3 separate regions of the Mus musculus genome follow, and all the other regions are linked to region 1. A link is a loop called in an ENCODE intact Hi-C map of the cell type or tissue named here. Cell type or tissue: left cerebral cortex. All regions are shown on one strand.

Region 1 (8,000 bases):
GTTTGCTGGATAGTTTTATGTCTACTTGGCATAAGCTAAAGTCATTTGAGAGGAGGGAACCTCGATTAGGAAATGCCTCCACAAGATCATAAGATCGGCCTGTACACAAGCCTGCAGGGCATCTTTGTAATTAAAGATTGCTATGGGTGTAGAGGCGTGGGAGGGCAGGCATCCCATTGGGTATGGTTCTGGGTTCTATAGAAAAGGCCTGGGCAAGCCATTAAGTAGCACCCTTACATGGCCTCTGCATCAGCTCCTGCCTCCAGGTTCCTGCCTTGTTTGAGTTCTTGTCCTGACTTTCTTTGATGAGAGATATGGAAGCATAAACCAAATGACCCTTTCCTCCCCAACTTGCTTTGGTCCTAGTGTTCATCACAACCTAGCTAAGACAAAGGGGATACATGGCAAGTGTTGCAGGGAGGAAAGGGAAGGCAGGAGGTGTGTGTGTTTGGGGGGGGGGGTGATGGTAATTGTGTTATAACTTTAAATTTTTTTTAAATTTGTATTTAAAGAAATTGTTTCTAGAGATCAATTATAGGTGATTAATTGAGCCTTTAAGTATCTCTTAATTTTGTTATAATTATAATGAACTTATATAACCTTTATAATCATTTTAAAATAAAATTCACTAGTTTAAAAAACAACATCAGTTTATAGTAATATATTCAAATGTGCAGAAAAATGTGAACAAGTGATATAGACAAAGCTATGGGATACTCTATTGTTTGTCTCATAGAAACAGGTCTGAGTCCCCCCTTGCTTCCAAAGACATTTAGCACAGCCCAACTGCACCTAATACAGCAGCTTAAGAATGTGGAAGGAGTTACAGAGACAAAGTTTGGAGCTGAGATAAAAGGATGGACCATGTAGACACTACCATATCCGGGGATCCATCCCATAATCAGCTTCCAAATGCTGACACCATTGCATACACTAGCAAGATTATGCTGAAAGGACCCTGATATAGCTGTCTCTTGTCAGAGTATGCCTGGGCCTAGCAAACATAGAAGTGGATGCTCACAGTCGGCTATTGGATGGATCACATGGCCCCCAATGAAGGAGCTAGAGAAAGTACCAAAGAAGCTAAAGGGATCTGCAACCCTATAGGTGGAACAACATTATGAACTAACCAGTACCCCGGAGCTCTTGACTCTAGCTGCATATGCATCAAAAGATGGCCTAGTCGGCCATCACTGGAAAGAGAGGCCCATTGGACACGCAAACTTTATATGCCCCAGTACAGGGGAACGCCAGGGCCATAAAAGGGGAGTGGGTGGGTAGGGGAGAGGGGGTGGGTGGCTATGGGGGACTTTTGGTATAGCATTGCAAATGTAAATGAGCGAAATACCTAATAAAAAATGGAAAAAAAAAAAGAATGTATTGGAACTTTCTAATTACAGGATAAATGTCTGAGTACCTGTAGAAGACCCCTACCCTTCATCTCCGTCTCTCTCCCAATGTCATCTAAACTGCCACACGTCCACAGCTAGAACTAGCTTAGGTACTCAACTCTTCAAGAGCTCTGCAAAGTTCAAAATAATAACCACAGCTAACACAGTGGCTCATCTAGAATACATCTGAGACAATTAAATGAAATTTCCAGTTGCACTACACAAGTTTGGGAAATTGAAGACCAGGGGTCTTTGAAGTCTGATGAAAGAAAGCATCTTTACCCAAAGCAGCCTGGTGTCTGTCTTCTGAAATGATCGCTGGGGAAAAAAGGAGAGAAAGAAAAAGAGAGAGAGAGAGAGAGAAAGAGAGAGAGAGAGAGAAGAAGGAAGGAAGGAGAGAGAGAGAGAGAGAGAGAGAGAGAGAGAGAGGAAGAAAGAAAGAAAGAAAGAAAGAAAGAAAGAAAGAAAGAAAGAAAGAAAGAAAGAAAAGAAAAGAAAAGAAAAGAAAAGAAAAGAAAAGAAAAGAAAAGACAAGAGAAAAACCAAAACCGGGAGGTGAAATGATGTTTTAAAATGCTAAAAAGAAAATATAAACAAGCAGAGGGGAAATATTTAGAAATCGCAGCTGGGACTGATAATGGAAACTTCTGCCTTTGCTCTCCCATCTGTGCTGAGTGGATTTTCAGTGTGGCGCTCACTCCCTTCCCAGTCCTGTATTTCTTTGTTTAGTCAGTCCAACACTGAACCAGCCCTCCTCAGTGAGTGAGCCAGACTCAGCTTGACCTTGCCATGGTCATGGTCACCGCTCTGATGTCAGCATCAGCCTTGCTCAGCGGAGTACACAGGTCTTGGGATTATGATCCCTGTGAGACCTTTTGATGCCTGAAGCCCATGGGAAAGAGAGGGTAAACAAAGGCACGGGTTTGGCACTGAGAGGGCAGACTCTGCGAGTCTCTTTCTAGTTTCTCTTCCTCCGTGACACCACTTTGTGCAACAGAAGGATTCTTCTCATTCTAGCAAACGCAATGCTTTGAAGCAGAATGAGGCCATCTAAGAACACCTAGAGCTGAAACCAGGTCACCGATTGCGGTCAACTGCTGTAAAAGCTGGCAGGAGAGTGTGCTTTGCAGAGAGACTCACAACGTCACAGCAGAGGAACACACTGTCTCCCCAGGACTGAGAGAACACGCCACAGTCACGGCCACCTGTCAAGAGGCTTTCGGCCAGCAGGTTACTGCCAGGTACAGCCTAGGTGCTTTTCATCATTGGACTCTTCCTTTTGGCGGTACTGACTTTGGAATCAAGTCTCTGATTATTTCAGAACACTTTGTAAAAATCCAACAGCCCTAAACCATCAGTGCAACCAGAGACAACAGGCTGTCCCTGCGTTTCTGGTAATGGTCGTTTCTGCTCTTGCTCGGGTCATCATTAACCCGAGACACTGGCAGAAGCCATCTTAGGATACCCATTGGTTGCATCAAGGATAGTTCTTATTCGTTCCTACAAACCACTGTAATTCTTTTATCACTCTCTTCGATGATTCTTCTAGCACAATGTGTGCCCATAATTTTATTAGTGAGTCAGAGACATCCCAGGGCACGGCATGCTCTACGGCGACTGCCTTATCATGAAGACTCATCATGAACGTCACACTGAATTATGGGACACATGAAGTTTTAACTGAAGCACACAGTCTGACGGTTCAGAAGTCATAACTGCCAAGATGTACAAAAGAAAACAGACATTGTCGCTGAAAATAAGTATTCTCTTTGCCATCCAAATTATCGATTAATGTTATATTCAATGTGAACCTGAATGTTTACTCCTCAAGAATTTCTCTTTATTGCATTTTTAGGTTTACCTAAAATAAGCCACTGTGAAATAAATGTGTGCTATGATACTTAGGCACTTGAGCAGAGGAATCCATATAGCAGATGTACCAGTAGGAGGAGCAAACACTGAATTATAAAGATTGATGCAGAAAATATGTTTGCAGGAGACAGAGTCTCTCTCTCTCTCTCTCTCTCTCTCTCTCTCTCTCTCTCTCATTGTTTTTCATGACAAAGTTTCTCTGTATAGTTCTGGCTATCCTCAAATTCAATCTGTAACCCAGGCTGGCCTTGAACTAGGATATCTGCTTGCATCTGCCTCCTGAAGGTTATGATTAAAGGAAAAATTAAAGGAAAAAAATTCTAACTCTCATAGCAACTAAATTTAAAGCCAACCAGAGTCATTTGTGTCCGTAATCTCAGTCCACAGGCAGGACTATGAATTCAAGGGTAGCCCAAGTTACTGGGTGAGACCCTTCCTCAAACAAACAAAACAAAACAAAACAAACAATCAAAAGACGGTAAAGGGCACAGTTTTTGAAGTGTTGCAAACATGAAACTAAAATACAATAGGTTGAAGCACAATATTCCCATTATGAGCAAAAGAGAAAAAAATCAGAATCTCCACAGGTATGACAAATTACCCAGCAGAAGCTGTAAGGGAACACACGTGGCAATTGTCAGAGAGAGAGAACACGCCTCACTTGAATAGCAAGAATCAGTGTGCCAAGGCTGAGACAGCGGCCACTGAGAAGGGAGGCAGCTGTGCGGAGGAAGGCAGGTTCTTATTTCCATTTCATTTTTCTGGGGTCTCTTTCACAGTTGGCTTCAATTGTGTCTTCAGTTTTTATTTATATTTACTCCAACTTCTGTACATGAATTACCATTTTTAAAAGCAGCAAACTCCTGAAATGTCTAGATTTCTCCACGTTATTTTACAGAGTAGGCTATAAACTCTGTCCACGTTATAATCCAATGCCAGGTAGAAGAAGAGGAAGACGCTGATGGAAGAGAATTAACATCTTTTGGGGGGAAACACGAATTCACGATATTGTGAACACAAAACAGACAAATATAATTGGTGTAGATTTAGCTCTCTGTATCAGAAGGTTGGTGGAGGGATTAAACACTGTGTCGATGCTAGCAGAATGCTCAGATACTTGTTCTGATTTAAAACAATCAAACAAACAAACAAACAGAAAAAAAAAAAAAAAAACCAATCAAAACCCAATCAGGTTTTGCTCAATCCACATAGCGCATGTCGGTACTATGGTTTGCCACCAGAGGGTAGCATATCCTCACTTTTGCTAAGTACACTGCTGGGGTTTGCTTCCATTTTAATTCTTGATTTCCTTTCTCTGTGTCTGTGTCTGTGTCTGTGTCTGTGTCTGTGTCTGTGTCTGTGTCTGTGTCTGTGTCTGTGTCTGTGTCTGTGTCTGTGTCTCTGTCTCTGTCTCTGTCTCTGTCTCTGTCTCTCTCTCTGTCTCTCTCTGTCTCTCTCTCTCCCTTTCTGTATCTCTCCCATCTGCTTCATGCTTACAGCTGCTAAGTACAAACACATCTCATTTGTTCTAGTAACAGTGACTTGAGATAATGCATTCCTCGCCTCTGTAGACATAGGTGACGTTTTATTGGACACACGGTGTCTTTTTGCAGGAACACTGTAGGGCACTTGGTGCTGTTAGAGATGAGGTAACTCACTCTCCACACGCTGCATGCATCTCCTTTTTATGGGACTGCTGCCCTTCAGACAATCACCGTCCTCTCTTCTGTGAGTTTACAATCACTGAGACTGATTGTGACGCTTACTAATCATATAAAAATGCAATGGACAAAACATTCAGATTTCTGCCTTTAATAAACATTTCTACTGTTTCTCCTGGAACTCGCTCTCAAACCAACTATTACTGTGAACATTTTGATCTTTCCTAAGTATCACAAAGAAACGAGGCTCTATGCTCCAGATGCAAATTGTGTTAAATGGAGGGTGTTAATAACACGAAGACTCAATTTTATTAATTTTTAAAATTTAATGCGCAAAAAAACCCAATACAACACTGCAGTGGATATATTCCCTGATTTGTTAGAAATTGTTTTCCTCCTACACATTGTGATTTAAAAGAGAAAAAGTCCTTTAAATTCCATAGGCTACCAGCACATTTTGTAATTTAAGTAATTATGACTTAATGGAACATCAAAGAACATACAAGGAAAAAATCCGCAGGCTTATTTCATCCTCATTAAGTATGAAACAGATTGGTCCTGTGGGGCTTCGCTTTTGTTTTAAATTCCCCGAAGCTTGGGCTGTTTCCCCCGAGCGAATTCTTTACCAATACATATCACCCTCAGCATCGAAGCCTTCCCATCACACCATTGGCATCCACTAAACGATAATAACCCAAGAACTCGGTGTGCAGAAAAGCAATCTAAAGGGCTGAAGAATGAATTACTTGTTCTACAGATAATTGTGTCTCTGCACAAAAGAAACAAGGAAAGGAGGGCTGCTCTCTCTTGATAACAAATAATAGAGGCCCTCCTTTATTTTCTCTCCTATGCGGGCTTCAGGAATGAAGATGGAAATTCCGCGCTCGGCACCCTGGTCCTTGTGCATTATGATTCTGTAAAAGTCCTGCCATTTAGGAAACCCGTCTCTATTTCCGTGGAGATGAAGCAGGAAGGTCAGGCTGAGCTTTAATCAAGGTATCTCCCCTGCTGGGAAAGCAGGATTCCCCTCCCCTCAGGTAGGGACCTTTAATTTAGCTGCTGTTTTTAAGGAATCCTGAAGTCACATCAGAGCCTGACAGTGGCTGCTGCTCACTTAATCCCTGAAGCCGAGAGAGGACACTGATGTTGTCATTGACAATTTACTCTTGCGGTATTTTCCTGCTAAACTGAGGAGGATTTTGTCACCGGTGCGCTCTCAAAAATACATGAAGGACTTGCCCTTATTAAGAGATGCCATGTCAGTTGAGTTCACATTTAGACGGTAACCCTAGCAACCAACAGCCCCCATCTCTCACAGGAAACAAGTAGAAGAAGAGAACTCTTAAGTCACTGTGTTCTGTGAATTAGGCAGAACTCAGCCTGGGGACAATGAATGGCGCTGTCACTCCACTGCATTCAAAGGCTGTCAACTCCTCGACATCTCATCCCTCACTCTGCCCTCCAGAATCCCCCACTGCTCAGAGCATCCCTACACTGCTGTGGCAATCTCTGCCCCTTTTGTTTCGTTCAGAGATAGTCCTTTTGCTCTTCCAGTATAGTCTGGTATTATACCATACATCAATGCTTTGAAGAGACCTAGGTGTCACGTAGTGAAAGCAAGTCACTAATGTGGAACTGGCCATGGCATCTGTTGGTACCACATATAGATATCATAATGTGCTCCACATTAAGTGATAATAGCTGATTGCTTCTTGCCTTGTGATAAGTCCGACAGTTCTTGGGCTACCGTGTTATACATACATGATAGGCACCCTCTCCTCAAAGACTTGGTACTTGGTGTGCCAGTGAAGTTTCTTCTGCAGGGCCAGAGACTCCCACATCCTACTATTGTGCTGGATGAGATGCACTTACAACAGACTCATCAAATTCAAAAGAATTGGAGGTTTCTGCCCTTGCGCATTAGACACATGAAATGGTTTACAATGGCATGGCCACTCCCTGGGAGAATACCTCATTGTTCCTGGCTGCCCTGTGCCCTTGTCAGGCCCCCCTCAACTGTGTTTCTTACTCCATCCTTTCTCGGGCTGGCTCTCTGCAGCCGGCTGCAGGCTTATTCATAGAATGGAGCCATTTCTAAACAGTTTGTGATTGATGAGTGAGAACCAGAAAGGTTTGCCCAGGGAGTGAAATCACCTAAGCAAATTCAAGGATGTTATCCAGGATTGAAGCCTTTCAAATGGGACAAGGTTGGCTAGTAGTTTGGTTCAGAGGTGGAGCATTTGCCTAGTGTTCGGGAGTGTTTGACCCACAGCACCACGAAGGGGGTGTGAGTGTGACTAAAATCTTCCTGATGCCCTCTTTGTCCCTCTTCTTAGTAGCCTCATTCCTAGCAAAATGTCTGCTGTCTGGCTAAGGTAGCTTGAACTGTAGATGGTTCAAGAGATAAAGCAATGGTGCTTCGGGAAACATTGAACAATTATCTCGATGTCACAAGCATTTCTTTCTCAACTTTTGGTTATAAATATGGCCTGCTCCCACGACAGGACAGCAAAGTCTCTTCACACTGCTGAAGTATGACACATCAGCAGAGTATCCTGGAAGCTCCACATCATGACCCAATAGGAATTTGTAGGGGATGTCACACAAAATAAAGGAACAATTAACTATCAGGGCAAAGCAGAGACAGAGACAGGCCTCAGGCTTCTACCTCACCTCTACTTTGTGTTTCTCAATCATTTTCTCACTCTCTAACAAACTCAGTTTCCCTCTCTTCCTTTCCTCTCTCTTCCCTCCCCTCCCCTCCACTTCCCTCTCCTCTCCACTCCTCACTTCCCTTCTCCTCCCTTCTCCTCTCCCCTTCTCTCTTCTATTTTCCTATCCACTCTCAGAATAATTTTCTGTGCTCCTGAGAGCAAGAAAACACAACTAAGGACTCTGAATATTTCTCTGCAGATTCTTCCATCTGAAAACCATCCGAGTCACCTCCCTGGGAAGAGGGTTCAATGCTTTCAATGACCATGTAAATCCCTTAAGCTTGCAACTCTGATTTCAGAAGATGCCCTCAGGTAGCCCACTGTACAACATCACTGGTTGTTGTTGTTGTTGTTGTTTTGTT
Region 2 (8,000 bases), 340 kb after region 1:
ACACTAACTAAATAACCCATCAAAATCTAGTTAACTCCCGTTATATAGCAAAGAAAGGAGGAAAGGCCAGGACACCCCAAGTTTATATTAATAATAAGATTACTAACTGCTCACATCTTCAAAAGCATTCAATTTAGATAAAAAATAATAATAATCATCTCTAACCCTAGGCACAAATCAAATAAACTATTTATCTAAGCTAAACCACATAATTTCCAATATTGGGCTGGTTTAGACCTACAAAAATAAGTCACTTGTATATGGTTCCACCTAACATTTCTATATATGGCTTTTCTGGAGGTCATTATTTTAATTTAAACTGTGCCCTAACTGAGGGCATATTTATTTATTGTCCTCAACCAACTATGAGAGGAAATAGTGCTGATCTAGCATACATTAATATCTCCTCTCTGAACACCAACACATCTGAGTCAAATGGAAAAAGAAGACTCACCTGCCATTGACTATTATTTAAAATAAAATCATATTCCACTAGCTCTTTTTCACAGTAACATGCAGAAGCTACAAAAGTAAACTTATGACCTGAAATCTTAGCTCACATATACTCGCCAGGAGCCAGGGCAGTAGACGAATGGGGATTATATGTTAAGAGGCAACAAATAGTATGAAGTTTTTAGTTCTTTTAGGGATCAAACATTTGCCAAATATAACGTCCCTTCAACATCTTCAACATCCCTTCTGGAACCTTGGCTTGGCTTAATACCATACACTCTTTTTCAGGTAGCTTATAAACTTATCTTTGGACTATTTCATCCCTCAGAAAGAGAAATGTCTGGGAATGACTCCACCTTAATAAACAAAACAATAAAACTATCAAACCAGGATTTATTGAAACCAAACCACTTTTGAACATTTACAGAACGTAAACGTCGGAGTTTGTTTCATTGATTCCTATCTTTTAAACGGTAGCAACTTCTCATTTTAAACCTCACCTATGCACCAGTACTACCTTTCAGCAAAGAATACTCCTGTTAGTCAACCCTAGGAAGAAGTCATTTACCTCCTTTCCCTTTCCTTGTTTTCCTTCTTTGAAAGTACCAAACCTCAGTGAATCAACTACATAGGAGATAAAGAGCTGCAACGTGAAGGTTAGAAAACAGTTAATCGAGGTAATTTTTTGAGTGTTGACGGCTGGCGTGAACTCATTAGTTGCCACAATTGCCAGGCCATTTTGATTTGAGATTCTATCAATCCACTTTTAGCGTAGTCGGACCCACTGGCTATCAGTTTCTGAAGAACGTCATGAGCAGTCCTTTAAACTCAGTTCCTCTATGACTGTGAAGGAGTATCTCCTACATGAGCTATTATAAAGTTAAACGAGATTCTGTAGCAAATCACAATGCAAACTGTCTGCTGATGCTGTTAAGAGTAACACAATCCAAGGAATTTTTTGTTTGTTTTCTAAGACAAGGTTTGACTCTGTAGCCCTGGCTGCCTTCCAACTCGCAGAGTTCCTCCCCACTGCTAGGATTAAAGGCATGTGCCAGGAGTACCTGGCTGATGCAAACTAATTTCATCTCTTCTCACCACCTTTAAAAAGAGAGGTGAGAGTGTCGGAGAAAAGGAGCAAGACGTTCCAAACTCTCAGACTGCCTGATGGGACGGTAACATGTCAGAGGGGCTGGTGCATGATGGGATATTAAACTATGTCAGACGGACTGCAAGTGTGGTCTAGCAGCAGAGCCTGTGAAAGGCCCTGCGTATGCTCCCACTGCTTCAAGATAAGAGCCTCAGAAGAGCTGAACTCAGACAGGCTTTTATCTTATACTTTATCTAAATGTTCATCAATGGGAGCGAAATACAAAAAGGTCTTAATGTTCAGGTGTCCACTGATGCTTTGCAGATACAACAGCCTGTATCATTCTGTTTCTCGGGTTGCCTTAACTGAAACTTAATACATTAAGTACACAGAAGAAGAATGCACAAAGAAAACCTCTAATGTTCCCTCTCTGCTTTTAAACTATGTGAACATACAAGTTCACCACCTCTTCACATCACTAACTGGAATAAGCAAGCACTCAAGGCACTGGGCCACGGTACCTGCTGTTTTAAAGCACAAGGTTTCCTTGGGCTTCATTGTTAGCGAGCTCGTGCACAAAAAGAACTCCCCTAAGTATGCCTAGGGGGCTGATATGGGAGTAACACTGCGCAAGAATATTGTGGTCCATATTATTCATAATATACTCTTCTACATCTGGGGTACCTCAAGTCTTCACTCGAGTATATAAGCATAAATATAGTTTAGGGTATAGATTGGGAAAAATGTTTCTCCTTTTTGAATAAGGCTTCCTCCCTACCAGCTAACCATCTGAGTAAATCTGGACGGAAGCAGAAGCCATAGTAGGTTCTAATGAGAGGTTCTTAGGTTAATGTGAGAAATTAAATGACCAAAATAAATGGTTTGTGTGCACAGTAAATGAACATTTTAATCAAAAGTCTCAAAAAAAAATTAAAAAGTTAAAAATGCAGTGAACGGCAGAAAGCTGTGAAAGGGAGAGAAAGCAAACATTTACCTGAAGCATCTCCAACTTTAAAATCACTGTCATCTGAACTATCATAATCAAGAGCTTCCAGGAGAGAAGCGGCCAAAGGCTTCACCTGCCTCCTCTTGGAGCTGCGATCCACTGTTAAGAGAAAAAATTACAATCATTTTACAATCTCACCAAACAGGGAGAACTGTGATGCTGGGGGAAATAGAAATGACTTCGTGCACTGCACGGAATCTCCAATTGACTTCTCCACACTGAGCTTGGTGGGAAAAGTTGGGTTTGGGGGCGCTGGATGCAGAGAGCCTGGCTGCCCCTGACGTTAGGCCAGGACCAATGCAAACAGCCCACATCCTCGCAGACCCCCGCCTAACTTCTGACCACTCGGTAATCCCTCACTCAGACAACGTACGGCCACGCACGCTATCTCGGAAGCCAAGGGACCACGGAGCAGCTTCCAGCAAGGGTCCGTCTGTCTGTCTGTCCTGCAGGACCCACCCGGCCCTCCCTGCTCAGCACCGCCTGACTTGAAAGGAGAAGTGGCGCGGGGCTGAGGCCTCGGAGACACTTACTAAGGAATCCGTGAGGTGGTCGTTTGGAGAGCTAGGGAAGGCTGCGAGAGGCAAGGCAGCAGGGACGCGCAGAGGACCAAGGAGACCGGTCGGAGAGCAGCTACCGAGGCAGGGCGCTGCGCCGACCGAGCAGGGGCGACCCCGGGGGTGGGCTACTGTCCCTCCCCACGCCCCGCGCCCGCCCGCCCGCCCGCCCGGCGCCCCTTCCCCCGCGCTCCCCGGCCAGGGGCGCTAGGCCCGAACCGGCCGCCCTGCGAGGGGAACTGCCCCGGTAAAAACTGGAAATAAAAAGAAAACTTTATTAGCCTGCACCAGAAGCAACAAAAGACCCAGAATTTGCACAGCGGAGGGCCTTCTGTCAGAGACAATAGGGAGAACAGCGACCCGGATACAGCTCCGACAAGGAGGAAGTGAAAGCCGCCGCGGAAACGCCGCCCTGGGCAGCCGAAGCTGAGGGCGCATGCGCGCACTCGCTCCCTCGCCGGAACTCAGTAACTTTAAGAATATTCACAGATTCTCTAGTTCCATCCATCTGCCTAAGAACTAGTCATTGCTGGTGGGAGTGAAAACTGGTACAGCTACTATGGAAATCAGAGTACAGGTTCCTCACGAAGCTGAGTCTCCATCTACCTCAAGATTCGACTATAACACTTGTACTTCCTAGTTTTGTGTATCAACTTAACACAAGCTGGAGTAATCAAAGGAGCCTCCCTTGAGGAAATGCCTCCAAGAGATCCAGCTGTAAGGTATTTTCTCAAATAGTGATCAAGCACTGAGGGCCTAGCCCATCATGGGTAGTGCCATCCCTGGGCTAGTATTCTTTGATTCTATAAGAAAGCCAGGGGAAGAAAGACAGTAAACAGAACTCCTCCATGGCTTCTGCATCCACTTCAGCCTCCAAGTTCCTGACCTGCTTGAGTTCCTGTCATGACTTCCTTTGGTGATGAACAGCAATGTGCAAGTGTAAGCTGAATAAACCCTTTCCTCCCCAACTTGCTTCTTGGCCATGATGTTTTGTGTACGAATAGAAACACTGACTAAGACACCACTCAGACGTTGATATTTGCTCATTCATGTCCATTGCTGCTCTCTATATAATCACCAAAATTTAGAAACATTATAGATGTCCATAAGCTAATGGTTGAATAGTGAAAATGTTTTATAGTTACACAATGGAATATTATTCAGCTGTTAAGAAAAATGAAATTTGCAAGAAAATGGACAAACATAGCAAAAATTATCCTGCGTGAGGTAACTAGGACTCAAAAAGACAAATATTCCATTTTTCAAAGTTAGGAACATAAGTTAAAAAGAAAAGAAGAAAGACAACTATTTTGTGTAACTCCAGTAAGTAAGTAAGCCTCAGAAACAAGGCAGACAGGAGCCAAGCCCAGGACTGGCTTTAATAGGCTAATGAACGAATCTGAAGGTGAAGTTAAGATGCTAGTGAAAAAAAAGTCTAATGGGGGTGGGAAATATAGAGAAGACAACTAACACTAAAGACCCCTTCAAAAAATATATGGAAAAACTGTTTACCACTCTACAGGGGCCTGGGATAACAGAACCTAAAAAGAAGGTAGACTAAGTTCTCATGCAATAGCTAACTTTATTCAGAACATCAGAAAATTTAAACTGTAAGAGTTAAGAATCACAAGAGTAAAGAGTCCAATTGCAAGGAAAGCTGCACATGTCAAAAATGTCTTTTCCTTGGTGGTAATAAACAAATAACAATAGTTAGCTGTGATGGATAAGCTGAAATAAACTCACTCCTATTCACTACACCTGGGAGGAGCACGAAGCAGTCCAAAAGCAAGTTCTGTGTTCTGAAGAAACTGAGCTCCAAGACTCTTGTCTTGTTGTCTTATAGTCTCCCAAGCACTCAGAATTCTCTTCACCAATTCTCCTCACTAAGAAAACAGCATTCTGGGGACTGTGTTACAACAGAAATCTACAAGCATAGAGGCTCTTTAAAGCAAATACAATATGCAAGGAAATGAAATAGAATATATTTACTCCCCCATATACTGGGGGAGACAATGCCTCAACTAGATAGCTTATCTCACCAAGTGAAAACTCCAGTGCTACAAATGGGTTCTCTCCTGTTGAGTCACTGGACAGATTCCATACAACCCTTCAAGTATCACAGACTATTGTTACTTGATCTCTACAACCTGATAGCAAATCCCTACTGCTGAAGACACTACTTATATTATTGAACATTAAACTGGTGCTCAACTAGAAGTTCCATCCCTAATGGCTAAGGTTAAGGTGCTCTGCACACTATGAGAGGACGAGAAACGTAATCATCAGCACCTCCCAAGCACAAACACTGAGATCTGGCCTCAGACAAAGCAACCTGCCTCCAAGATATGCTGGTGCAGTAGTGGCACAAAGGTTACAGGAGTAACCAACCACATTTGATTGGAAGACATCCATATAAATAAACCACAGTACTCAGTATTACTAAGAGGAAAAAAGAACATAATACAAATATGGCAAATCTTATATTGATATTACACAAAGGTTTGAATGAAACCAATTAAACTCATTTATTTATTCCACAAATACATGTTGAATGTCAGTATGTTTAGAATGGGAAATGAAATGTTTTGAAAAATTGTGAAATTTATAGACATCAAATCACCGAATGCAATGAGGAGGAAACTCTTCAAAGATATTTTCATTGAAACATATTTAATAAATACCATATATAGCAATTTAAGGAATGTACCAAAATGATTATTGTCTTTTCCCAGCCACAGGTTGAGATACAACTGAATATATAATCAAGTAAATTACTGTTTGTTACTCTGGACAACCAGAGAAAGAATACACACATTCAGAGAGGAGGAAACACAAAGGAAAAGCATTCTAGAGCAATTTATATTTATACTCATACACAAAAAGTTTAAGTATGCATCTAAACTGGGGTGGGTGTCAAGAGTGAAGGGAGATGTTTTTTAAAAGTACAGAAATTCCCAGGGCTAAGAGCATGTTGAAAAAATCCGATTGGCACACTAATATGTTTAGGTAATAAAAAAGAAATAAAATTTTACCCTATAAAATAAAGATTTATTTGATATGGCTTGGCTCAAAAAGCAGGGAAATTGTTATTGCCAATAAAATGAAGATATTGTAATGAGAAATAATTAGTTAAATTATCACATGTGATTATTGATCACAGTCTACGGGCAACAAGTACTTCTTCTAATAGACCATCGAGATGGAGCAAAAAATAAATAAATGGCCTGAGATGAAAGCAATGCCAAGAACAGCCAATATGTATATTTAAATATAATAAATAAATATTAAATGTGTATTTAAATAGTGTGTGTGTGTGTGTGTGTGTGAGTGTGAGTGATGAGCAAAAGTTCAGAGTTTTAAATTCATTGTCAAGAAATACAGCTTCTCTGTTACTCAAAACTAGGATTTCTCAGTGTAGGCACCATGGATACTTTGGGCTAAATAATGTAGTGTAGAAGATGACCCTGTGTCTGTAGATGATCCAGCTTTTTCCCTCTAGCAACAACATGCCGAAGCAGCTCACCTTTATTCAAGTTGTGATATCTAAAAAGTTTTTGCCAAATGTCCTTTGAAAAGAAAAGCCAACAGTGGTAACCTCATTCATGCCTCTAACTGAGAATCGGTGTTCTAATAAAATCATTGAGCAATGCCAACAGCCAGTGATCTTGAATCCACAGGTTGAAATTTTAGACAAGTCTGTGAGCATTGAGTATATCGATTGGTAAGGAGGCTATCTGAAGAATTGAGAATAGGTTGCAACATCAAAGACTTCTCTTTGTCAGTGTAATTAGACCTTTCCTTTTTGTCGAAATTGGACTCATATCTATCCTGTTCATCTGTATCGGTCTCAGAGTCTCTTGGAAATGGGACTGCAGATGTGATTTGTGTTTGGCCCTAAGAAGAGATTTGGCAACAGAAGCCGACAGTAGCTAATCACCTGTAGTGTAGCAGCAAACTGTAGTACAGAGAAGCTGATCTTATTATAGACATTTTAATGCAGGGGCTTTTCTAAGTTATAAAGACTTTCCAAAGGATGCTATGCTGGAGAGTTAAATGTCACTTTGGCACAATGTAGAGTCATCAGAGAGGAAGAAGTCTCAACTGAGAAAATGCCTCCATATGATTGGGCCAACTGAGGTGGTAGTCCTGGGTTCTGTAAGACAGGAGGCTGAGCAAGTTATATGCAGCAAGTCAATAGAGCACCCTTCCATGGCTTTGCATCAGCTCTTGCTTCCAGTTTACTGCCCTGTTTGATTTCCTACCTTGACTTCTTGCAATGATATACTATGGTCTGGGAGCAGAAGCCAAATGAGCCCTTTCATCAATCACTTGCTTTGGTTAAGGCTTTCATCACACCCAGAACCAGCAATTTCTTGGTTCTCTGGCTTCGTCTCTGGTTTGTAAAGTATCTGGGAAGCTGTTTGAAGGTACAGAGACTTGGTGACGTGTTTATTCCCAGGAGGACTCTCAGCTGCTGCTAGATTTTGCACCTCCAATGGTACTAAAAAAAGTATCAGCTTAATATTTAAACTTTATAAAGGTTTCTTCTTTATGGCCAATAGAAAAACAAAATTGTACCACACTTTCTGGCATTTATAAGAAGGATGACCCTTCTTTCAGGGTCCATCCAAATATGCTCCATTTCTTCATGAATCTTTATGAGAGAAGTAAATATTTAAATATTTATCTGTGCTTATGACTACCTTTAGATGTACAGAATGTGTTTTACTAGGATTGACTTAGATCTCCATATTTCCACAAACTATTTCTTAAGGACATCTAAGCTGTTTCTATTATACTCTAAACAATATTTCAGCTCCAATTCCAAAGCCACCTTCACATATTCAAGCATCTCTTCCAACAGTGTCCAACTTAGGACTGTCAATATGTACACTAG
Region 3 (8,000 bases), 85 kb after region 1:
AACCTCTAGCAGTTTGTTTACTTCAAGGAGGGCCTGGATTTATAGAGACATTAGCATTCAAGGTCCATTTGTTAATAATGCTCCAAGGTAACTTTGTGTTTTATTTTTTCCAATATGGCAGCTATGATGATTAATTGAATCTTGATGTCAACTTGGTTGAATAGGGAATCAATTAAAAAACAAATGTTTCAGAGCAGATCTATTAGGGCATTGCAAGGAAGGATTCATTGACAGACCTTCTCCCAGAATAGGCATCACTTTCCTGAAGACCTCTGAGGAAAAGACAGTGTACTTACGTACCTGCCTTTGCTTCTTGCTGATGAATCCATCTATTCCATAATGATTGTTGGTGCTGCCATCCTTCCGGGACAGCAGAAACCGGCATCTTCAGCCTTTCAACCTGGACAGAAGATAAGCAGCCTTCTGGGGATCTTCCAGTCCTTTAGCTGGGGCACATACTCTTGTGAATGTAGCAACTACCAGCAAATTCAGCAACTTCTGAGCTCCTCTCATGTAGACAGCCATGCTTGAAGTGCCCAGCTCCTAATCTCATAAAGCCTCTTTTTGTAATATTTATTCATTCTGTTGGGTTTGTCCTTCTACAGAACCTTGACCAATAATGTGGTTATTTGGAATAATCAAAAAAAAAAGCATGACATCTCTTATTATTATTAAGTTGAAGCAAGGAGACAGCACAGCAAAGGAGATGAGGCAGTTCCACTGAGGAACTTCACAATCCTGACCTGTGACCTGACCATAAGATCCATGTTAAAGACCTAAATTACTTTCTGAAACAAACAAACAAAAAAAAAACCTCCTGCCTTTCCTTATATCTACACCTTTCACAATTATGCTAGATGACAGCCACTCAGATTGGCTCTCTGAACCCTGCTTCACTATAACCTATTAGACAGAAATGCAATATCTTTTTAACACAACAAAAATGAAAATCCCACCAAGAAGCAAAGCTTGATAGGGTAAATATTCCCCTAACATTTCTGATTAACACCTCTGATTATTTTTTTCTTAAGTTCAAAGAGCTATTAATAGAAAACAGTAGCACCGTGCAGTTAAGTGCAGCAGATGGCACATAGGAGTGAGCGGTGTGCAATTTACAGTAAACAAATTCTTTATCTTTGACGGGTCATGGGGAGAAGTAAAACGGTCTCCAACTCAATCAGGGAATATGCAAGAAAACACTGACATGCAGATTCACTAATTACATTGAAATATGTTAAAAAGCTACAATTATCCCAATGGATGAAACCTTTTTCCATGAAGATTAGAAAAAACAACCAGGCGTCATGGGCTGACAGCAAGATACCATTTGTAAATGTGCTCCCAGATTGGTTGACACCTGTTTAGAGAAGAGATTCAAATCTTCAGGGCCCTCAACTTGGTTGCCTCTGGAGGCTGGTACACTCCTTGATGGTAAGCGTGAATGTGAGCCATCAGCTGTTTCTAACCAAATATCTGAGGGGAAAGGTAGCAAACATTATCTCCTTCCTTCGGAAGGAGGGGATGATAAATCAAAAGGAAAGAACTCTAAAAATATTAATTTGAAAATATATAATTTCTCAGCTATGAAAAATATAAAGATGCAATCTGAATTATATGAAGGAATTCGTGGACCTAGAAAAACAGAGGAATTTGGACTATGAACCAGCTTGTCAGAAAGATACAAAGACATGCAGATACAAAGGCAGTAAATTCTCAAGTTCAAGAACAAGCTGGGACAGAATGAATTTTGGACCAGGAGTAATCAGAATGGTAATTTCAGGACCATTTCCCACCCATCTAAGTTTAGGAAGATGTGCATATCTCTGAATTCATTTGTGATGAAAAAATATATATTTACTGTTCTTTTCCTAAGAGTTAAGGGGTTAAGGTCAAGGAATGCTGATTTATGGGATGATCAAAAGGGAACCTGGAATAAGTAACTGAATTGATATATAAATTTAAAAACAAAACCAAAACTGGGCTTTCAGTCTGCATGAGATGAGCCAGCAGAAAGTGTTTGCAGTTCCTTAGAATTTTCTCTAGTGAAAGCTGAACTGTCCAGAAATCTCTGGAGAGCAACAACAGCTCTTCAAGAATATTTCTCTTAGCAGAATTTCTGATTTTGGTTGGAAAAATCCATGGAGAACTAGTACGACTCTTTTTAAAAATTTCCATAGCTCTTTTAGAACTTTTTAAAACAGGATTTCTGACCTTGGTTGGAAATCCCAAGAATTGCTTAGAGAGTGAATACAGTACTTTTATGTTTTCTGGCCTTCTGATTTTGATCATAAAACCCAAGAATTACTTTTAGAATTTTTCTAGTAGTATTTCTGACTTGGTCAGAGAATTTTTTTTATCAGCTTTTCTGACTTTGTCAGAAAACCCATGAGCTATCCAGAGAGCTTTTTGAATTTTTACTGCCAGAGAGAGCTGTCTTAACCAGAGAGGTATTTTTAGAATAGCAAGAAAAACCCATCTGGAGCAGAACACAGACACAGAGTGAGAGAGAATAGTCTGACAGGCTGTCTCAAGCATAACACTCACATACCACACACACACACACACACAGAGAGAGAGAGAGAGAGAGAGAGAGAGAGAGAGAGAGAGAGAGAGATTTGAAAAGCCATCTCATGCAGAACATAGGCTATCAGCTTGCAGCTGGGCAGCTGGTCCTTGGCAGGTATATGTTCCCAATGGTTCTATGCTCAAATAGAGAGTAAGGCTTATTTATTAGCTCTGTTCAAAGCCTTATGCACTCTATATGCTTTTGTAAGTAAGGCATTTTAAATATCAAAATGAGAACTTTCACTCTGTGTGACTACACTGGGAGTATCACCTGACTTCTATATGCATTCATTACAGGGGTGGGGGTGGGGTGGGAAATAGTGCAGATAAATTCACTTTTATAGACATTTTAAATTTCCCTCCGTTGTAATTTTGGTGTAGAATAATGCTTCAAATTCCTATGGGCATTAAATACCATGAATATCTTCATATTGGGAAGAAAAGAATTCGCATTAAAAAATGTTCATTTTGGCTGGAGAGGTGGCTCAGCGGTTAAGAGCACTGACTGCTCTTCCAGAGGTCCTGAGTTCAATTCCCAGCAACCACATGGTGGATCACAACCATCTGTAATGGGATCTGATGCCCTCTTCTGGTCTGTCTGAAGATAGCAACAGTGTACCCATATACATAAAATAAATAAATAATTTTTAAAAATGTTCATTTGTAAACAGATCTACATAGGAGACTGTGTAGTCACAGATGGCTATGAAATTTTTATGTGGGGCTATTTAAACATGAGATGTCCTGCAAGTGTCAAATACATGCTGTGGTGGTTTGAATAAAAGGCCAATAAGCAATGGCACTATTAGGAGGTTAGAGTAGGTGTGGCCTTGTTGGAGGAAGAGTGTGTCACTGGGAGGTGGGTTTTCACTTTTTAGAAGCTCAAGGCACACCTAGTGGCTTACTGTCTCTTCCTGCTGCCTGAAGATCCTGTGAAGAACTCTAAGCTACTTTTCCAGCACCATGTCTGCCTGCCTGCTGACATACTTCCTTCCATGACAATGATGGACTAAACCTCTGAAACTGTAAGAAAGGCCCAATTAAATATTTTCCTTTAGAAAATTTGTTTGGTTATTTTGTCACTTCACAGCAATAAAGCCCTAACTAAGACACATGCTATCTTCAAACACTCATTTCTTTAGAAAGAAAACAAAATATTTCTTTACAATGATTTATATCAACTCAACATTGAAATAGGTTTAGGAACACTGGGTTAAATACAATATTTAAACCAATACTAAAATTAATTTTCCGCTTTCCATTTCTTTAATATAGTTATCAGAAAATTTTTAAATTTTAAATTGTGTATATGATTTGTTATGTTTCTATTTGAAAAAACCTATGAGAGAGTAAATTGTGCTACATTTATATATTATACCATTGTTTATGTTAATAATAACTCAAATACCTAGCCATCAAAAATAATAAAATCTTTATTTTTTACAATAGTTTCATAACTATGCCATTTTTATTAATATTTACCAATAATCACTAATATTTATTAAGTGTCCAGGTATTGTGCAGAGTACTATACAATTTGCATACATTATTCCATGTACTCCTAATTAGCTTACTAAGGATTCAAAAGAATATAAATGAACACCTACACTTAGCAGCTCTTTATCTGTGTCTGAGCAAAGCTAGGCTTGGACATTTTTCAGTTTGTATTCTAAGAAATGTTTTCCTTTGCCCTGTATGGCAACCCCTGCCTGCCACCCCTCACCAACCTATTTAGCCATTCATAAGGAAGCTTCCAAAATAAATACCCAGCCAGCCCAGGAGTAAAACCTTTCTGTTGAATCTGTGTATCACTTTTATCTTTTCTGTTTCAGAAAACAGTGGGTTTATAACAGTGTTGCAGATTGTCCAAATAATGGGAGCTAAGCTTAATGGAATTATGAGAAAATTGCCAATGCAATATCTGAATTAAAAATAATTCCTTATTGGGCGTTTCTTTTGGTGTAAGCTTTTGGCTCCAGTTGCACTTTTCCCTATTTTGAGACATATACTTTCAAGTTCCTACCTTTACTGATTGGCTGATGGCCGATGTGAAACTCACTGTGCCAGCAGCATACACACACAAGCACTTTATTTCTACTCCAAGACTACTTACAAGTAGTCAAATAATTCTCCACCTGCAAAAGGTAGTCGAGGAGATATATACCTTCTAGTATGTTAAATCACAGGTATATTTTGACAATGTATTGAAACATCTGGAATACTTCTTTTTACTAGTAGGGTGCAGAAACACCCACATTATGTTAAACCATACAAAAAGTTCAGGAAAATAGTACATTGTCAGCATTAATAGGAATAAAACAAATAGCTAAATTATATTAATTTTGTTCTAGCAGTAGAATTCCTTGTGTAGCTTCTGAATGTTTTCTGTGTTTAGATTAATTAATCCCATAAATGTATTCAATCAAAACCAGTATTGTCCTTGCTATTGATTTTAGGCCAATAGCAATATCAGGTCAATACTGCTAAGAATTTTACTAAAACATCTTATTTGAAAGTATCTTCATGATCTTCTAAGTTCCATATATTATCTCAGAGTGTGAGAAGTCTGAGATCTAACAAGGGTGTAACAATACCTTTTTAGATTAATAAAATCAATATATTGACTTTTCCTAAGTAGCATCATTTCAGAAATGCATAACTGCAGCCCTGAAGATCTCTAGGATATGCTCAAAGAAGGAACATGAAAAATACACAAGACGTGTCCTTCTAAAGAACTGCTCAGTTTGTTTTAATTATATGAACTGGACATCACTTTTTATTTAGGAACATATATGTGTACACACACACAAATGCATGCAATAACAGCTAGTGAAAAAGGAGGCATAAATCTGAAGGAGAACTGGAAAAGAGTTTATGAGGTTTATGTCAAGGACCAAACCCCAGCTTGGAGAGAGGTTCTGAGAAAAGTAAAGCAATTGACTCAAAGTCAAATCCTGGGTCCAAGTTGGCTGCCTATGCTCTACTAGAGACAGTTTTTCAGCCTGCTTTTTCTCTGATCAGCTTTCTCTGGAGATCTCTAGACAGTTCTCTCTGTGTTCTGCCAGAGAAAGTTCTCCAAGCAGATCTTTCTTGCTATTCTAAAAACTTCTCTGGATAGCTCATCTCTTGCAGATCATAAGCCCAGTTTTTTATTTTACATATCAATTCAATCTTTATTCCAGGTTCCCTTTTTGATTATCCTATGAATCAGCATCTCATGACCCCAGCCCCTTAATTCTTAGGGAACAGCAAGCACATATTTTCTTTTAACATTGCAAAAGAGGTCTGCTTGCCTCTGTTCTTCACAGACAATAAGCTAGCTGGGTAGGATCCTATCCTGAAATTACCATTTCTACAACACCTGGGTCTAACTTTGCTCTGTCCCAGGCTGATCCTGAACTTAACAATTTGTCTGCCTGTGTAAGGAAAAAAAAAAGAAAGAAAGAAAGAAAGAAAGAAAGAAAGAAAGAAAGAAAGAAAGAAAGAAAGAAAGAAAGAAAGAAAGAATGGAAGAAAGAAAGAAAAAGAAAAGACCTTAGCTGAATGGGATCTCCTGTGATCACCACTCGATAAACCTCATTATCTCCTTCCTTCCTATCTTTCTGACAAGTTGGCTCATAGTATAGTTGCCTCTGTTTTTTTTTTTTTTTTTCAGATTCCTGATGCCCCTCATATAATTCACATTGCACCCTTATATTTTGCATAGTTGAGAAATTATGATTTCAACCTTGTTTTTAGAGTTCTTTTCCACTGCCTTAAGGGCTATCCTGAAGGTTCCAGGGTTTATGATTCTCATAGGACATTAGCCATACCTTCACTTCCTGGACTCCTGCTGTCTCTGATTATCATGGAGTCATGATGTTAACACAGAGGACATTTCTTAAAGGAAGAATGTAAAATATGTAAATTATCATACAAACTAGCCTTATGCCCATGGCAGCCAACCACACTCTTGGAGGCCCATGTCTGCTGGCCCAGTCCCAGGGGCAGGAACCATGTCATTCTCTCCTCTATCCTCAACAAGGCTATGCCAGACCCAACAGGGTTTGAAGGGAGGAAAGGTAGAAATGTTATAATCGAATTATAATTTCAAAAACTAAAAACAAACAAACAAACAAACAAACAAAAAACTAACAAAATACATAGTTTAATAGTGAAGTAGAGACCATACGACAAGTTGAACTGAAAAGCAGGGATAGCTCTGCAAACATATGACTTAAGTTACAAGGCTTCGGAGGCAGGGCTTGGTCAATAGAAACATAGAGACAATTGAAAGAAAAACTGACAAAAGAAAAGACTCCATTTTCTTTGTCCACTGGAAGACAAAGTTGGATGAAATATAATGTAAGAAAATGTAAGAAATCAACAAATGACTTAGCTTTAGTCTATGTTGTAAAATGTCTTGAATGCTAGATGATGAATGTATACTAGTTTGACAAGATTCAAAACTATCAAGGGAGAGAGGAAAATGTTGTGTAAGCAAGATAAACCCACTAACATAACCGTGGATCTGTCTGAGAAGTCAAATTAAAAATAGAACGAAAATGAGATCTCATCTCCAGTAGCAAGCCTGAAATCTGCAGAGGAGAGCTTACAGATAAACAAGAACTACAGGATGTGGAGAGTGCAAGAGGAAGCCCATCTGGAAGAGTGGGATGTAAAATTCTGAACTGACCATTAACACGTAGGTCAAAACTGTGGAGAGAGTGGAATCTGATTTTTCTCATTTGCTAGTTTTACCAAATTCAGGAAAATACATAAAAATTATGAAATATTTGCTATTTCTAATTATTTACCACCTTAAATATGGAGTACCTTATAGTAGCTTAAATTATATAACATGAAACAATTACTTAAAAATAGTAAGTATACCAAAGCACACAGGAGACACAGGGACACTTGAACTAATTACTATTTTACTGTTTTCATTCTTACCTAGCAGAATTTGTCCTTTGAAGAGACACAGTGCAATCTCTCACAGCAGGTATGAGTCACTTTGATCTTGACTTTAAAACAATACTGTCATCACTTCTCAGAAACTCCACTTCGTTCCATATTGCTTTTCTAAAACGTATCCAAACACTACAAATAAGAAAACGAGGAATCTACTAAGTCATTTAGAATTGTTTCTATTCTATTAAAGCATTTATAGTCTTCATCAGAATTGTTGTTGACATTCCACTGAGATTTTTAATATTTTTTATTTTAAGATAAATATATAAAAACTTGGTTTTTTTTTAATTGATAGAATAATTATACAGTCATGGGACCTCAGTGTGATAAATTGACATGTGCACTCACGTTCCACAATCCATTCAGGGTAATTAGCATATCCATCATATCAAACATATACTGTTGCTTTGTAATGGGAATATTCAAAATCCTCTCTGCTAGGTATTGTGATGCATTTTAGTAAATCATTAAATATAGTCGCC

Evidence for each region. Peaks named below come from ENCODE experiments on the same cell type or tissue, not always from the same donor. Only the 100,000 strongest peaks of a DNase experiment are listed, where the experiment ranks them.
Region 2: it touches region 1 in a loop (2.3-fold over the local background); 4 of 42 quality-filtered maps call a loop at or near these places.
Region 3: it touches region 1 in a loop (2.5-fold over the local background); 2 of 42 quality-filtered maps call a loop at or near these places.

The regions. Positions count from the first base shown.
Region 1 is chr6:12,257,385-12,265,384 of GRCm38, reverse strand. No RefSeq gene overlaps it. Among named protein-coding and RNA genes, the nearest start is that of Gm35961, 94 kb to the right of the region's middle. In left cerebral cortex, a CTCF peak has its summit at 4,495 (motif pointing right); DNase peaks (open chromatin) are centred at 4,240, 4,560, 4,832, 6,014 and 1 more place; H3K4me3 peaks cover 462 bases.
Region 2 is chr6:11,921,372-11,929,371 of GRCm38, reverse strand. It overlaps Phf14 (PHD finger protein 14), which reads right to left and starts at 3,491. Exons shown (of 18, transcript NM_001168382.2): 1 at 3,080-3,491; 2 at 2,535-2,645. The coding sequence starts at 3,080. In left cerebral cortex, no CTCF peak of the experiment used is centred here; DNase peaks (open chromatin) are centred at 2,853, 3,047 and 3,538; H3K4me3 peaks cover 2,092 bases; H3K27ac peaks cover 1,555 bases.
Region 3 is chr6:12,172,697-12,180,696 of GRCm38, reverse strand. It overlaps Gm35961 (a long non-coding RNA gene), which reads right to left. Exons shown (of 6, transcript XR_377345.3): 2 at 7,501-7,647; 3 at 301-400. Among named protein-coding and RNA genes, the nearest start is that of Gm35961, 9.0 kb to the right of the region's middle. In left cerebral cortex, a CTCF peak has its summit at 3,180 (motif pointing left); DNase peaks (open chromatin) are centred at 2,127, 2,478 and 3,143; H3K27ac peaks cover 524 bases.